Linked DNA regions of Mus musculus: region 1 is linked to region 2. Evidence: chromatin loops called from intact Hi-C (ENCODE). Cell type or tissue: heart. All regions are shown on one strand. Each heading gives the region's core, and the rest is flanking DNA. Links, peaks and the distances in the headings are about the cores only.

Region 1 (8,486 bases), core at 120-8,119, 92 kb before region 2:
GGAAGCAAGAGAGAGGAGCAGCCACATGGCATTTTCACAGCTAAGCTGCTGCAATAGCTTTGCATTCGATTGAACATTATGAAATTGCCAGTATTGACCCTGAAAAGCAATTTCCTATCATTTAGTGTAACATCTACCCTGCTTTAAACAGCACTATTTAAGCTTTCAAATTCTGTTTTAATTTCAGGGCACCATAGTTCATGCACTTAAGACACTAATTTTGCTTATTCATATCACATCTCATACTCAAAAATTAGAAATAATATTTTAATGCTATATTTGAGCATAAAATGCAATAGCCTCAGAGGCCTTATTGGAAAGAGAGGATTTGGATTCATCTTGCTGTATGTGAAAAGGCCCTGGGGTTAACAGAAAGATGAAGCCATTATGAGAGTAAACATCTCCCATAGAAGCAGCAAGGAGCAAAAGACACATTTGGTGTCTTTGGGATGGGGAGTTTGTGTAGCACTTAAGTGGAAATGTATGACATCATGGCATTCTTTAAGAAGGGACAACATGGTCTGTAGTATAGCTTTGGATGGCCATGATCCTCATCAGCAGTTACTGCTAATAAAAGAATATTATAGAAATAAAACACAGCAACTGCCCTTGAACCAGAGTAACTCCAAGAACAGTTTCTAATATGTCCAATATCACTAGGTTCTATTTTAGTTTTGAGACAGGATTTCATATTATACCTCAGGCTGTCCTGGAACTTTCTCCCTAGCTCAGGGTGATCTAGAATGGATATTTCTTGAGGGATAAGATTACAGTTGTATACTACAAAGCCTGACTCAATATTTGTTTATTTTTTTAAAGATTTATTTATTTATTATATGTAAGTACACTGTAGTTGTCTTCAGACACACCAGAAGAGGGCATCAGATCCCATTACAGATGGTTGTGAGCCACCATGTGGTTGCTGGGAATTGAACTCAGGACCTCCTGAAGAGCAGTCAGTGCTCTTAATCATTGCGCCATCTCTCCAGCCCCCTCAATATTTGATTTTTAAAGAACTCCCCCCCAAACCAGTGGAGAGTTGCCTAAGCTAATAACAGAAGTGCCTCAAATAGTGAGGTCCACAGGCATAGTACCCAGATGGGGTCACCATGCTGAGTCACTCAGACCTAGAAGCCAACCAAAATTGATTTAACAGCTAACTCACTTCGGGCACATCCCATCTCCTCCCTGGTTCTGTGTCCTCCTCTGTCTTCACGTCTAGAATGGAAACTGTAGGACTGAATTCTTCCTAGGGTTGGTAATTAAATGACCTGCCTTACATGCAGGGAACCCAAGTGTGGCTATTCTAATTACACATAAATGAACGCTTGCTCACTTGCAAGCCTCTAGCTATGGAACATGTGTGCTTTTATCCCAAATTTCAGTGATCAGCAGGAAATCTTTGGAAAGTACAAACCTGCTAAAATTAAAATCTTGCTGCAGGGATGATGTGACCTTCTTTTAACCTTGTCTTTCAAATTTTGCATAAAGCAAACAAAAAAAATCAAAGAAGCCTAATTGGTATGGGTAAATAATGCGTGGCACATTAATAAAATACTTGATTTATGTATGTGCCTTGCATATATATCTTTGAAGTATGAAGTATAAAGGTTAAAGATTCTTATTCAGAGTAGCGATCTCATGGTACTTTTCCATTCCCACCATGCTTACTTTGCTGTATTGTCAAAAAAAAAAAAATCTCTAAATGAGAGGCTGGAGAGATAGCTCAGCAGTTAAAAGCACTGTCTCCTTTCCCAGAGGATCTGTGTTCATTCCCAGTACCCACAGGATAGCTCACAACTGTCTGTAACTCCAGTTCCAGGGCAGCCAATGCCCTCTTCTGGCCTCTGGGAGCACCAGGCACAAAAGTGGTAAGTAGGTATATGTGCAAAGAAAATACCAATACACATAATTTCTTTTTTTAAAATTCAACAAGCATGTATCTACCATTAATCAAAATAAATGAATACTTTTAAAGTGTTCTAATTTGGATATTTATAGTACATATCTTTGTTAACGCAGTAGCTCGATTTCATGACATACATACCAAAATACCAAAACACTCCTTTATGCTAAAAAAAAAAGACAAAAAACAAACAAACAAACAAAAACCTCCCAAATGGTAAAATAGGGCTGGAAACAGACAGAAATTTTTAACATAACCTTCCATCAAAACTATTCCTTTTTGTGTAATAGAGCTGTGAGCGGGGCCTTAATTTTTTTTTTTAAAAACCTGGAAATTCTGTATTTTTGGTTCCTGATGTTCATGGCTGTCATTTTGACCATAGATATTTGCCTCATATCTATTAAATTACAGCTTCCTGCAGAACACATATTTTATTCGATTCATTGCAGTGTTTTGTTTTTTTCACACTGCCCAGCATGGAGTTACCTATTTACTGGTTTGACAAAGACTACAAGAGGTGTTGATCATTTTTTTTTTGAAACTCAAATAAATAATATTTTCACTGTCTAGATGTTGTCTCATTGGGCTTATCTTACAATCATATTTAGACACAGGTTTACATATATATATTTGTGTTTTAAAAACAAATACCATCCTCCTATCAATGGCTTTGCTCCTCTTCCATTCTTCCCCCTCTTTATGACAGCATCTCCTAGAGAATTGATTGGCCCAAAAAAAAAAAAAAAAAAAAAAAAAAAGAGTCTCTTTTTTGAAACAAGACCTGTGCATGCATATTCATTATCTTTCTTCACTCTTGACCAAACACCTATAGAAACAACTTGAGGGAGCAAAGATGAACTTGAACTTGACTCACAGTTTCAGAGAGTCTGGTCTGGCATGGTGGGAAAAGCATGGAGAAAGCCATAGCAGCATTCATTGCAACGTCATATCGCCACGGACCAGGAGGCAGAAAACTGGGGAACTTATCCAGACTCTTGTCTTCAAAGGCTCACCGCTAGTACTTTCACCAGCCAAGTCCCACCTTCCAAAAGGTCTCCTGGTTTACAAAGTATCCCCACCTAGAAGGAAACAAAAGTCTCAAAAACTTTCGCTTATGGGGAGATATTTTTACCTGGGTGATTGCATTGAACAGGCGTTTTGTATCGAGGTTTGCAATTTTACAGGTGGGTACCACCTCTTCCCAGGGTCCTGTTCCCAAGCTGGTCAGCTGATCTCTCGGGCTCATGTGCTTCCTGGTTAAAACAGAGTTCCATAAACTCAACTGACACTGAATGGGCTCACACTACGGATGCAGACCTGGCTGCAGGGAGCTTCCTTATCTTCCCAGCCCTAGGGGTGGGCGGTGGTGGGGGGGTGCAGGGGGGGTGCAGGGTGGGAGGTGGGAGGGAAGTGAGATGGTGTCAAGCGATCAGCTTACACAGCTCAGGTCTGCGAGGGCAAGTAATTACCACTCAACAAACGTTAGCTGCTCATTCAGTATTTTCTATTTAATGGAAAGCAAACAGTCCGTTCAGCACCAGAAGAAAATGTAATTAAAACTTACACCAGGCACGCACAATACCTGTCACACACCAAGCCACCTCAAGTGTCTGTCACTTCAAATCTTGCCTTCTCCCTTCCCTTCCCATCAACAGCACTGATATCAGGGCCTGGAAACCAAGGTCCTCTCCCTGCCTCAAAGTGTGTAGGACTGCGTTCTGTTAAGAAGAGGAAAACAGGCAAAGGAGCGGGGACAGAAGAAGACAAGAAAGGGAGGAAAGTAAAAATCCAGTATTGCCGAGAGATTAAAGACTCACAAGTGATAAGTCAACTAACTGTTCAACAAAACACAGAGCTATATAATTGTGTAGTTGAAGATAATTAGTTTTGTAATGGATTTACTTTGAAAAATGAATTAACTGCAAGTACCCAGAGAAATGTGTGTGTGTTTGGTTGGGGGGGGGGGTTAAAAGAGCTTTAGGATTTGCACAGCCTTTTCCCCTATCAACTCATTTGGATAAATCTCTCTCTCTCTCTCTCTCTCTCTCTCTGTCTCTCTCTCTCTCTCTGTCTCTCTGGTTTTTCAAGACAAGGTTTTTCTGTATAGCCCTGGCTGTCCTGGAACTCACTTTGTAGACCAGGTTGGCCTCGAACTCAGAAATCTGCCTTCCTCTGCCTCCCGAGTGCTGGGATTAAAGGCGTGCGCCACCACGCCCGGCTTGGATAAATCTTAGTTGGGGTCTTTCATGAACTGCTTCCCCCTTTCCTTCTCCCAATCACTGTGTTAAGGTCAGCATCAGATTAGACTGCGACCTCTGCCCTGTCACTATTAGCTGTTTGGAGAGAATTTTTTTGAGCCTTCAAAGAAATCGCAACACAGCACCTCCGAGTCAGATAGAGAATTAAATGCCATATCATAACTGTCTACTGTGGGACAGTATCAGACACCGCTTCCTCTTTCTTCTTTCATTCAGAGCCATCTGATTGCAAGAGTCTAAGATCCAGTCATTTCTCCAGGTTATGAGGTCTCCCTTATCCTAAGGTCTCGGGATGCCTAAATCCAGGAAGTACAATAGAGAGTCCTATGGTGCTTCAAAGTTAGGGTGATGCAAAGAAGCTAGCTTTCCGGCCGCCTCCTAGATGCACCCCAAGATTCTCTTAAATTCATTACCCGTCGCCTGTGCGCGCGCAGAAGGCCAGGCGAGCTGCAACCGCGGGGCCGAGCGCCCCCTCCCTGCTTCGCTCCCCCTCCTCCTCCCGATACAATGACTGGGCCGGAACAGCGCATCCGCCGAGCCTCATTGGCAGGGCCGCCCTGGCCCCCGGAGAGGCGACGGGCGGGGGCAGTGCAGAGAGATCGGTGGAGAGCCGGTGCTGACAGCGGCTAGAGGCTGGACTGAGGGAGGTGGGGACACTGAGAAAGGTGGGGAAGGCGGCTCGAGGCTCCTCCGCGGAGCGTGGGTATCCTGGTAAGGATACCGGGCCAGGGGATGCTGAGAGCTCTGGCTGCCCGGCTAGCCGCCGTGGAGTTGAGCTGCGCGGCTCTGACGCTGAGCCCAAGCCTGGGCGGAGAGGAGGAGGACCGAGAGGAAGACAGCTGCTGCAGAGGAAGGCGCCGCGCGCCCTGGAGTTGCGGGACTGGCGCGGAGAGGATTTCCCGGGTCCCGCGCGCTGCGCAACGCAGACAATAAAGTAGCAAGGCGACAACAGCCCAGCTCGCCCGAGGAAGGAGGCGGCTGAGCAGGTAGGTAGGCGACTGTCCCAGGATTATCAGAGCGCGCTGTCGCTGGAGGAAGGAGGCCGAGGTTCCACATTAGGAGCGCAGAGTGCGCCGCCACCCCCCACCCCCCGGCGCGCGCAGGTTGGGGACCCGCAGAGCTGGTCCCCAATCTCCTGCCACCGGGAAGCCCCGCCCCAAAGCTCCCGGGCTGGTTCAGCCTGGACTGGAGTTCCTAGGCACTTGGCGCCGCTCTTTGGTGGCTCTGGCAGTGTAGTGACAGGAAGTTTGGCGGGTCTGATGCTTTGACGCTGGTGGGGTTTGAGAACACGCCGCGTTGGACCACGCGCTTTTTGCTTTGGTGGGAGGTAGGGAGATGAATCGTTGAATCCCAGACACTTCTGTCCGGGGAAGCCATCCGAAGGTGGTGAAAAGCTGAGGGAGGGGTCCCTGGCCTTAGCTGAGGACGTCCAGGGTTTGGCTTGGCCACCCTTTGTAAATAGGCGTGTCACATCCTAAGCGCGCCTGTATTGGAGAGGCTGTGTGCGTGTGAACTGCTCTCTGTCCATTTTCTGGAGCATTTCACTTTTTATTTTCATCGGAGAAGGCACATTTAACCCTAATTTGAGAAATGCTGTTTTGTTTGGACTAGTGGCCAACGTCTTCCTTTGCAAAGGGCTTCCTGCACTTTTAAAGATGCTGCTGACTAGTGCTAGGTCCCTTTACAAAGAGGGAAGAGCTGGGCTCCAGTCTTCCTCTGGTCTAAGAATTCAGTGGCAGGAGGAGGTCTCTCTCGCTCTCCTTTGTGTAGCCGCTTCCTTCCTTCCAGATGTGAGAGGGTTGGGTTGGGCGCTTCTGGGTGCGGTAATAATTATCCTGAACATTCCTGAGATCTGCTAGGACTTGTAAACATACCAGAGCCAACTCCTCTGAACTTTGCGGGTTGACTTGATGTGTTTGCTGGTACCCAGAGTGCCGCGTCTGCAAGGTTGCCTCTTGGGGGGGAAGGAAGACGCCGCCGCGGTGCTGACAGCCTCAGTCTCTCAAGGGAAGACCTGCATGATTCTTCAGGGTTAGCCTGAGCTTGCCCCAGAAACATACCAGCCAACTCAAGAGGATGTGTTCAAGATTACAGGGCAATCCCTGACATGCTGATTCATGTCCCCAAGGGGGTGGATCTGTGGAGCTTCCAAATCCAGTGTCTGGAGGGGAAGAAAAGCCTCTTCGCCTTACTTAACCTTCTCAAGCTGCTCTTTGATCTGTCATACGTGTGCTGAAAGAACTAAGCGGGATCTATGTCGGGAAGCAGGATACGCAGTTTGCAGGCGTCATGAATAGTCCAGAGATAGTAAGGCAGACCCTAGAGGGAGGGTTAAGGACTGTGCCATTAATGAGTTTACTAGCAACTAGTCTCATGTTAGACTTCTGGCAGAGCAGGGTCATTAGAAGGCACACCAGTCATGTGCTGTTAATGATTATAAAGAGAAAGAAATAAACAAATCAACAACAGTAGCCACCTTGCCTTTTTTTTCCTCTCATAAATTTAAGTTGATATGTAGGAGTTGATGTAGAATCAAGAGTTGGGTGCTTTGTCGTTGTTGTTCCCAAATCCAGTGTTACAGTAGAGCCAGCAGGTTTTCTGTAAACAAAGGCACACATATACACACTCATCCTGGAGTGAATGTATAGTTCCTAGAAGAGGTTAAGAAAAGCTCAGGATTTTGGGGGACAGAGAAGACCTGTCGTTTCTTCAGGACGTTGCACACATATTAACCACTTCATTTGCATATACTTGGGAATGCAGGTAGAAAGTATTTTAAGAAGGCAATGGCAGAAAATAAGGAAATCCACCTAAAGCACAATGACAATGAGGTTTGATTTTTGTCGTTGTCCACAAAGTTTGCAGAAGATCATTCTCTAGTGCATGCAAGTGCTTGTCCTAAATGTCACTCTGTTTCCCAACACACAGGTTAGCTACAGAAAAGTTAAGGGGCCTCCTAGAGCAGGTACAGAATTACCCTTGAGGCTTGAGTCTAGAAAAGTGTGGGAGGAGCTAACTTCACAGGCAGCCCAGAGTGTGGGAAGACCTTCCCAGGTCTCCCTCGAGTGTTTACCATTTGTAGCCTCTATTTCTAGCAGAACTCAGGGCTCCTGCTTGTCCATTTGATGGCACAGACTTAATTATGGCTTTGCAGTGTCTTTGAGGGAGGAGAAAGGAAGTTTTGGCGAGCCGACAACACAAACAGGGGGGGCATGAAAGGCAGTTAAAAATACATGACTGTCATATCTAGTCTGCAATAATTTTCAAGAATTGCAATTATCTTTGCACTGGAAGTGAAGGCTTGGAGCTTGTACTACAAATGACCTCTTTCTTCATCTGCCCTTCCCCCTTCCCTTTGCTCTCCCTTCCTTTCTCTTACCATTTTTATTTTGTTTTAGATGATCTTGGGAGGGGGGGTGAATTTATTTCTAAATCTTTAGGACTTTCCCCTACCCCATCCCCACCCCTAGCCCCTTCTAGCTAATGTGGTTCCTGGGCTATCACAAAGATATCCTGGGGTGGCATTTTTCTGTTTCTAGATGCTTGATAAAGGCCATCTTAGTAGCTCAGAGGCCAAACTTACTTTCTTTTGTAAACTTCCTTCCTGTAATTATAATATCATGTACACACACACACATACACACACACACACACACACACACACACACACTTCCTAATGAATGAAGGTGATAAACTCTATTTTATGATCATAACCAATATTAGAAGACTATCTGACAAGAGACTGGCACCATGATAAGTTGGCAAGAGTTCTGTGGCTTCATGGAACTCTGAGCCAGATTTAGGGGGTGGGGGTGATGCCACACTTAGGTTGTGGCATAACATGTCATTTCATTGTGAATTACTGTCAGAAGTTTGAAATGCACATAGAATGTGTATCTATTAGTACTGTTTTATAAGTGGGAAATAGAGTTTTTAAATGGACTTGGGATACTTTATAGACATCACAAAAGCACTACATCTTTTCCTGTGTGGGGGTTTATGTCAATAACAGGTAGGGGGTATTTTGCTTAGAAATGAACAACTTCGAGGTCTGGTTTCTTCTCGCTTTTTAAAAGCCCCGATTTTCTGTCCTGTATACTCTTTTGTATTGTAAGAAGACTGTATAGTATGTATAGTAGAGCTATTGCTGGCTTAGATGGATATGGTTTGAGTATGTCCTCCAAAGTTTCATGGACTAGAAGCCTGGTTCCCAGTGTGGCCTTGTGGAGAAGTGAAGAACTTTGGTCACAGGGTACCAGCTTAGAAGGAATTTCCATAGTGTTTGTAGTACCTGGGTCAGTTCCAGAGCGAGAACTATCTCT
Region 2 (8,486 bases), core at 249-8,248:
AGCTTTAGTCTAGAATACATCTCTAGCATACATTTTTCTGAAACCAATGGTTTACCCCAAAATCACGAGGGCCAAGAGAATGGACCAAGTCCTCATTCTCATTTTTGTATTGCACAAATCCTCCTCCCATGACCACCCTCCCCAAACACCAGTTCTCACAGTTTAAATCAAATCCTATTGGCTTTGCTTCTTTGCTGAGACAAGGTTTCATATAGAGTCAGACTAGCCTAGAACTTGCAACATAGCCTAGGCTGTCCGTGAGCTCCTGGCAATCCCCCTGCCTCATCTTTCTGAGTACTGGGATTGCAAGTTGGAACCACCATGGCCAGCTTTTGGCACTTTGATGTTTATTTAAAAACAGCTTACATAAAAGGAGCTTCTATCAGCTTTTGGGAGATTAAAGTAAATGAACTTGTTTCCTGAAACCACTTGGGATTTTCTTCTAAAAGGTTTCTGGAAAATATTGCACGGAACTTCCAATCTGCACTATATTTTATTTGTAACTGATTTCCTAAAATATCGAGTTTCTGTCATGGTTTGGGTATGAAGTGTCTCCCAGATGGCTCAGGTGTTAAAGCGCCCCAATGATGGACTCTGGCTTATCAATGGATCAGTACATTAGTGAATGATGCAAAAATGTGTTGTTCTTACTGGAAGGTGGGACAGATATTTGAAGTCGGGGCCAAGCTGGAAAGTCATGAGGGTGGGTCCTTAACAGCCTTGTCCCTGCCCCCTCTCCCCTTCACTCCCTCTGTCCTCCCTGTGACAGCAGCCCCCTGTTCCACATGTTCTTACCACCATGATATTTTATTCTACTTCATAGTAATGGAGGAAGCCAGCCAGGGGGTACACCTCTAAAACCATAAATGAGAGAACGATTTCGTATCTTTGTCATTGCATGAGAAACTGACTGGCATGGTTTCTGCATGGGAAGACTGACTTATTCTGTGGCGTCTATGAGCAGCGCAGGGCAAAGGTGCTTGTAGGGATTCGAGTTGAGTTCCTTCTGCCTTCTGCACCAACTGGACTTTCAGGCCTGCATGGGGGGGGGGGTGACGGGCTATAGAGGAGCAAGTGGGTGGGAAGCTGCCAAGGGGAGGGTGTGACAGGAGCCTCATTCATCCACACAATGAAACAATGAAAGGCACATCTGCTATGTCTGCCCTCCTAGTCCAGAGTTTACCCTCTGCTGTGTGAAGCAGTTTGGCCAAACAATTGGCAAGGGGGAGGCGTGCTTACTGAATGAAGCAGAGCCTCCAGGGAAAAGCCGTGTCTTTTATAGGGAGTATGATAGATACGTCCAAATGCTCTCAAGGCACAATGCCCACGCTAACGGTTAGTTCATCAGCACCCACAGCCAGCTTCATCCTTACCATACAGTCAATATCTATTCAAAGCCCAGACTCAAAGCTGCCACGATGCTTTCTATAATCCTGAGATTCGAGTCTAAGATGCTATCATCCCACGTTCTCGCTCCTACCCCAACAGCCCTGATGGTATTGTAGGTAACTTGCTGCACTTCAGAATCTCCCCCTACAGAGCCCAGCCTGACGCCAGATGTCCAGGGGTCATATGATGATTCCTGAAAGGTCAAGTCAGCGTTTGCCTCTTCGGTTGTTAAGGAGAACAGTCCACTGTCATTGGTGTTTTGAGAGAGCTCTTGCTCTAAATATCTAATTGTCTGAATCTCGAAACCTGTGATTAATCTGTAGCCAGCCAGGGGAAAATTAGAAATAAACTGGAATTGTCAGTGACTTGAGGCTGACGGTCCTTCTAACCGCTGCCGAAGTGACCGAGCCTCTTTTCTCTGTGTTCCAGGCTTAGAGAAGAAACCCAGGAGAAATAATGTGGGGAAGCAAAAGATGACATTGGCACAGGCCGGACCAAGCATCCTTCCTGTGAGAACAGACTGAGGGCGAGAGAGAAGCCATTCGGCAAAGGTAAGCACCCAGTTCTGTGACTACCAAAACCTCGCATGAGCCGTGAGCCCACTCTGAGGTGTCCACGGGGAGGGAGTAGAAAGCACGTTACCACGACCTTCCAACCATCTGCATTGCCGCTGATGAAGATGAAAGAACACACTTATTCTTCCACGTTGAAATAAAAGTGAAATGGCCCAAAGGTGACAGGATACTTCCATTCTATAGGGGTTCTCTTCCTAAAGAAAAATAAATAAATAAACTAAAAAGAAAAGAAAAAGGAAAAAGATTTAAAAGTAGCACCTGTTCTGTGCTTTAGATGAGTTGCCTATGTGTTGCTCAAATTTTGTACAAGCATTCTACTTGTGAATTTCTTTTCTTTAAAAAAAAAATCTTTGTGTATATATAGGGAGTTTTGCCTGTATGCATGTCTGCGCACCTAGTGCATACCTGGTGCCCACAGAGGCCAGAAGAGAACTTGAGAGTCCTTGGGACTGGAGTTCCCTGGGATAGTTGTGAACTACCATGTGGGTGCTGGAAGTCAAACCCAGGTCTCCCGGAAGGGCAAGTGGTAGTGTGTGGCATGGGCATCTCTCTAGCCCCAATTTATTTATTTATTTATTTATTTATTTATTTATTCATTCATTCATTCATTCATTCATTCATTTCACAGTTGCCCCAATTTATCTATCTATCTATCTATCTATCCATCTATCTAATTCACAGTTAAACATGTAACTAGCTTAGGCCTAATGAACAGGCGAACAAAGTTAATGATTGAGATTTAGTGATTTTGTTTGTTCTTTGACAATTTCATAGGTGTGTACAATGTAGCTTGATCATATCAGACCCTTTCCCTTCTTTCTCTTTTTTTAAATCTGATCTCCCCAACACTGCCCCTTTCAACACTAATGTCCTCTTGTTCTTTTTAAATAACTCGCTGAGTCCAACTACTGCCGTCCATATGTGCACAGGCGTGGGGCCATCCACCAGTGCCCTGGTTCTGAGCCTTCCGAATGCTTTAATACAGTGCTTCATGGCACGGTGACCTTCAAACATAAAATTTTGGTGGCAACTTCATAACTACAATGCTGCTAGTCTTATGAATTGTAATGTAAATATCTCTGTTTTCTGATGGTCTTTGGCGACCCCTCAAAGCAGTCATGAGCCACAGATTGAGAACTGCCTCACTAAGAGACAGTCAACCTTCCAGAGGCTACGCCCCTGAAGGAAATGGACTCTTCCTTCCCCGGCAGCCAGCACCTGCAGGAAGCTCCTCGTCTAGGACTGGGTATCAGGAGCCTGTCCTCACTTCATGCCTGGAATTTTGACTGGCTTGTAACCCTGACTCATAGTCTTTCTGTCCCCTTTTCCACCATTCTTCCCCTTTGCCTTGGGGAAGGGGTAGCCTTGGGGTAGGGTAAGATTAATAGAAACAGACTATTCGGGGCTTGAACCCTGAACAACCACTTAATTCTCAGCTCTCTGACCAGCTGTGGATGGGATATCGCAGGGAAGTCTAAATGCCCACTGGGTTTGATATCCAAACTCTTCTCACAGAATCGATATTAAGGACTGTGGGTAGCTCCATATCAGGAGTCACTGGGAGAAAGGCAGAGCTGGTCTTCAGGAGGGAAGTGGCTCTGTAGCTGCCAACCACCTGGCCACTGTGCTTCACTAACCCTGACTCGGAAGCAGGAAGCAGGAAGCAGGAAGCATCGTAGGCTACGTGAACCCTTCATTCAGGTGTTCCTACTTCTAGGCTTTATCTGGAGAACTAGAAGGAAGGCCCGGAAGGAATTCGGCTTTCAGCAGCACAGCTTCTAACCTGAGGCCGACAAGCACTTTGTTTCAAGCTGGAAGAAGAGTCTTTAACATTTCATTTAATTTGATTACTAATTAACATAGTTTTAAAATTTAGCGTTCTCCTTAACTACAGTCATGATGGCAAACAACGGAAGGCTGCTTACCAAAAACCACAGGTTTGCAGCGGCTTTGGCAGGGAGCTTGGTAGAGGAAAGCTACATCTCCCTGAAGTCTCCGTACTGAAGGGAAAGCAGGAATGCACAGGCTTTCCTTCCTCCAAGGATCTGTATGTTACATAGTGGGAAGAGAGCTTAAGAAAGAGCAATCGTAGCTATGTTCAAGCAAACTGGAGTGTTAAAGGGAATTTAAATTACTTTAATTGCAAGAACTTTCAGACATTTAGAAAACGTGGGTGAATTGCCAAAAAAAGAGGATAGAATGTATACATATTACATAATGTAAACTTTTTCTTAGTTATTTTATCCCTAGACCCTTCTTTCATGAAATCCTGAGTCGGGTTAGCCACACTTTCTAACAGGCTTTTTGAAGACTTTTAAATAGGAATTCTCTAGGTCCACCACTAGGGGTCAGTCGTGCCGCACCCAGCGCTACCCTGGTCCTTTCCTATCCTGACCAAACATTCACCAAGTGCCCTCTACACACCTGAGGCTGGCTGGTGTTTTCAAGTATACATTACTAACGTTCAAGGAATGCATAAAAAGAGGTTTAGGAGCCCTCGAAACCGCCTCACTTTCAGACCCACCCCCAACCCCGGCCTTGAATCTGAACCCTGAGGGGTTCTCAGCCATATTTCTCCTAGGGACAAGGCCTTTCTGTCATTGCAGGCTCCAGGAGCACCTCGTGGACCTCACAGGTGGCCACTGAGGAGAAATTCCTCAGACACGGCTAGAACTGCACTACCTTCTCTGGTTTGAGCTTCTGCTTGCCTGTCAGGCCTGGTTGGCCACTCTGAGGAAACTTCTGAGAACCATGGTCAGAGTCCCAGGCCTGACTAGAACTGATATGCCTAAAGTGAGGCAGCCACCCTCCCTTTCCATGCCAGGACAGACATCATCAATCTCCCACAGCATCCCTTGGTCACAGAACTCAAAATGGTCTCAGGATCCCTTCCTGATTCAGGCAGACATTACTAATCAAAAGGCTATTAGTTAACATGACTGGGAAATTTCGCCTTGAAGGTTATCATGTAAGTTTCTTCCATGTTTTGAACCTTCTCTGGTGATTTGATTTAATTTCTCTAACCTTCTACGGGGACCACACATGCATGAGCAGAGAGAGAGAGAGAGAGAGAGAGAGAACATGGGTCATATATGGTGGCACTGACAAGTAAACCCACCCCTGGGGAGCCTGAGGTGGGAGGCCCTGGAATTCAAGGACATGTCTCAAGAAACTGGTGTTTTGTTTTTTTCTGACCCGCAGTAAAATGTATGTCTCGATAGCCCCAGCTATTTTTACTACAGCTTCCCCATGATGCCCGACTCAGGTACCACACATAATTGAAACAGGGCTGCTGCTGCATCCCTGGTCACAGGTCCAAACCTGGGTCACCCTGTGGCTTACCTTCTGGATTCCTGATACTGTCATATGACACATATCTCATTTTAATTATCAAGTCCATGGTACTAGCAGATTCTGTGAATGAAGTGCTGAAAAAACCGTGTGTGTGTGTGTGTGTGTGTGTGTGTGTGTGTGTGTGTGTGTGTGGTGTGCTTCCAGCAAAATCTATGTCAGGTATGAGAAGCAGCTGCGATGGTGGACTTTTAGCCTCTCTAGCATCTGACAGCCCTGTTTCTATTGAATGCTGAGCACATCCTTAGTATTTCAGAATCAGAGGCACGATGGCACAGTTACTAGACATGGCTTCTGAGGTGAAGTGGGGCCCCGCTTCTTGCCTTAATTGGAATTAGAGTCTCTGGTGACTTACTCTTAACACCCATCTCCTATGGCTCATTTGTGTGGCCACTGCTGCCACTGCAAAGATTGTGTGGGGCTGGGAATTTGATAGTATAATTACCAGACATTTATAGTACCCGTAGGTGCTACAGTGAAAGATGAAGACAAAGGCAGCCATGTACACTCGAGTCCCAAGAATTCAGCTGTGAGATCTGACAGCTCGGCCCCAGGACCAGAATTTAATTTACAAATGGAGCATTAAGGAGTGAACTTTCCCCCCATGGCCAGTGCGCTGAGCTGGGGGCAGAGCATGCTTCCAGAACTGGCTTCAGGACATGGTCACCCGTCACTTAGGACGATGAGGAAATAATGAGCGGCCACGTTCCACCTCGCTGTTCATTCTCTAGAAGATTCCCTGTGAAATTCCACCCCATCCACATCCTTACGACAGCTGAAGAGATTGGTCTTTGTCAAGGAGCTTGTCAGAAGTGCTTGTGGGGCGAGGGGGATTTCTAGTGTCAGGAGGAGGGGACACGGCACATTGGATATTGGGAAGAAAGCATGATGCAAATATTACAATGAGCGATGAAACTTGCCGGTGAGAGAGCTCTGTGAAGGCTGAGAAGTAGTGGGTGTCTTAAGGAGCAATAACACACCTCCCTCTCCCGGAATGCCTAAGGCCATCTTCCACATCAAAGATGGGAGTTAGGAGGTCCAAAGGGAAGGATAAAAAAGCCGTTGCTTTCCAAGCCCCTCACTGAGAGATAAAGTCAGCACAATTTGTGGTTCAGGATTATACACACATTCTTTCAGCTTTACCTCAAGACAGCAGCTTCGGAAATTAACTCAGGGTTCCTCAGCAAATCTTAGATGTGCCTTTTCCAGTTGAAGGAAGCCACTTCAACTCCAACTAGGAACATTCACATGGGGACTCAAGGTAATTGACAGATATATCGGTTCTTGTGTCTTCCTGGGATCATTTGATTTATGACGGGGGTGGGGGAGTACCTCATTTGTTCAGTGTTCGTTTTTTATTAGCAGTGAAATCAAGGAGTTTCTCCTTACATATAGTTTCTTTTTTGTATATCTTATGAAAATCACCCGTTCCCATCCCTAGCATAACTAAGAAAGAAAAAAATTAATCTGGAGTTGACAAACTGAAGGGCAAGAAAACGTATCTTCATTATCCAAGCCAGGTAGTTAAGTACAGGCTGAGTGTTCCTTATCTGAACGGCTTGAGGACAGTGCAGTTTGGATTTTAGATTTATTTCTTTAGTTTTGGGAAAGCTGCATGTATCTAATGAACTCTTTGCACAAAGATCCAAATCTAAACATAGGTTCCCTTGATGTTTCCCATGCAGTTCGTTACATGCAGTATACACAAGCCTGGGGTGATTTTATACAGTATTTTAAATAACTCTGTATGTGAGACAGTTTTGTGGCGTGGAATTTTCCACAGCTGATGCTCAAACGATCTCATGTTTTGAAGGATTTTGCGTTCGATGTTTTTGGAGACATTCAACCTGCAATCCCAAATAGTTGGGCAGCATGAATGCTTGGCTTCTGCCTGCTGTGCTTAGTTGGTGTTGTGACTGAGTCACACTCCCTCCTTGATCCCCTGCCTCTTTCCCCTGGCCCCATTGGCAGTTGCTAAAGCCTGCAGGCGTCTTTGCAGTCCGTGCAGATTCTCACGTAAACGGCAGGTGGCGCGGTTGAGCAACGCTTGATGCTCCCAGTAGCGATTCCCAGCCTTAGAGCACAGCTCAGCTTGCAACAATTTCAAGATAAGGATCTGTAGTTCCTCCGCCAGTGTCCGCAGCAAAGGAACCTTATCTAGTCTGTATCTCACACTCAGCAAAAACACTACCTTCAGCTGGGAAAGGCTTTTTTTCCCGTGGTTGCACATTTTCTTTATTACCTGTCACAATGGAATAAGTTACCAACGACTTTCTTTCCCGATCCATCAGTTCTCCCAGGGAAAGCAAATCCCTTTCAGCAAAGTGGCAAAGCTGAAGCATCCCTCCTCTGAAAAAAACAAAAAACAAAAAACAAAACAAAAACAAAAAAACAAAAGGCAAAAAACAAAACAAAAAAAACCTATTTAAATTATATTGAAGTAAAGTTATTAAATGTTAAACATGCCTGTGATATAAACACTCTGGCTGATTTCTACAATGAATATTTCCATGTGATTGATATTTAGTGCCATAAAAAGGGTCTCCAATGGTGCTTACTTTATTAAGATAAAATGTGAGTCCTGCGGTCGGATCTTGTGGCTACTGTATTGCTGAGCTGCCAGGAGGATAAGCAAGGTTTTGCACTTAAGTACCTGATGTGTGTTATAAACAGATCTGGGCTTCCTGGGGGTGGTGCGGCCAGGGAAACTAGCGTTTGATACCCCCATTAGTAACTAAAGGGGTTGCTGGACTTAAGTTGGAGATTGTGACAATGAAAGATGTAATTCTCTCTAACCTATCTATATTCTGTTCTTGGATACTCTTCAAGGGTCCTTTGAGAGTTGTGGGTGTGTGGCTAAAATCTCATGGTCTCTGAGCTAGGGTGGGGACAAGGTGGACCCCAAGCGACATGGGGACATCTCTGAGGTGCTATTCAGTTTTAACTATGGTGATGGGCGTGCGAATGCCTACACATGTCAAAACCTTACAATCTGTCCATTTGAAAGGGTAAATGTAAATTAAGCATTAATATAAGAAGGAAAGAAAGAAAAGGAAGGAAGGAAGGAAGGAAGGAAGGAAGGAAGGAAGGAAGGAAGGAAGGAGAATGAGAAGATAGTGGGTGGAATGTTGCTACCAATGGAAGCAGCCGCTGTTGCAGTCCCTCCTATGT

Evidence for each region. Peaks named below come from ENCODE experiments on the same cell type or tissue, not always from the same donor. Only the 100,000 strongest peaks of a DNase experiment are listed, where the experiment ranks them.
Region 1: a loop joins it to region 2, with 2.9 times the contacts of the local background. A loop is called at or near these places in 4 of 42 quality-filtered maps.

The regions. Positions count from the first base shown.
Region 1 is chr6:97,613,854-97,622,339 of GRCm38, reverse strand. Gm32247 (a long non-coding RNA gene) reads right to left here and starts at 5,854. Exons shown (of 4, transcript XR_003956339.1): 1 at 4,578-5,854; 2 at 3,489-3,624; 3 at 2,781-2,985. It also overlaps a transcript of Frmd4b not described here. In heart, for the core only: no CTCF peak of the experiment used is centred there; DNase peaks (open chromatin) are centred at 4,789 and 5,379; H3K4me3 peaks cover 2,351 bases; H3K27ac peaks cover 2,038 bases.
Region 2 is chr6:97,522,184-97,530,669 of GRCm38, reverse strand. The region is part of intron 1 of Gm46970 (a long non-coding RNA gene); the gene reads right to left. It also overlaps a transcript of Frmd4b not described here. Among named protein-coding and RNA genes, the nearest start is that of Gm25852, 21 kb to the left of the region's middle. In heart, for the core only: a CTCF peak has its summit at 7,329; DNase peaks (open chromatin) are centred at 4,460 and 7,329; H3K4me3 peaks cover 280 bases.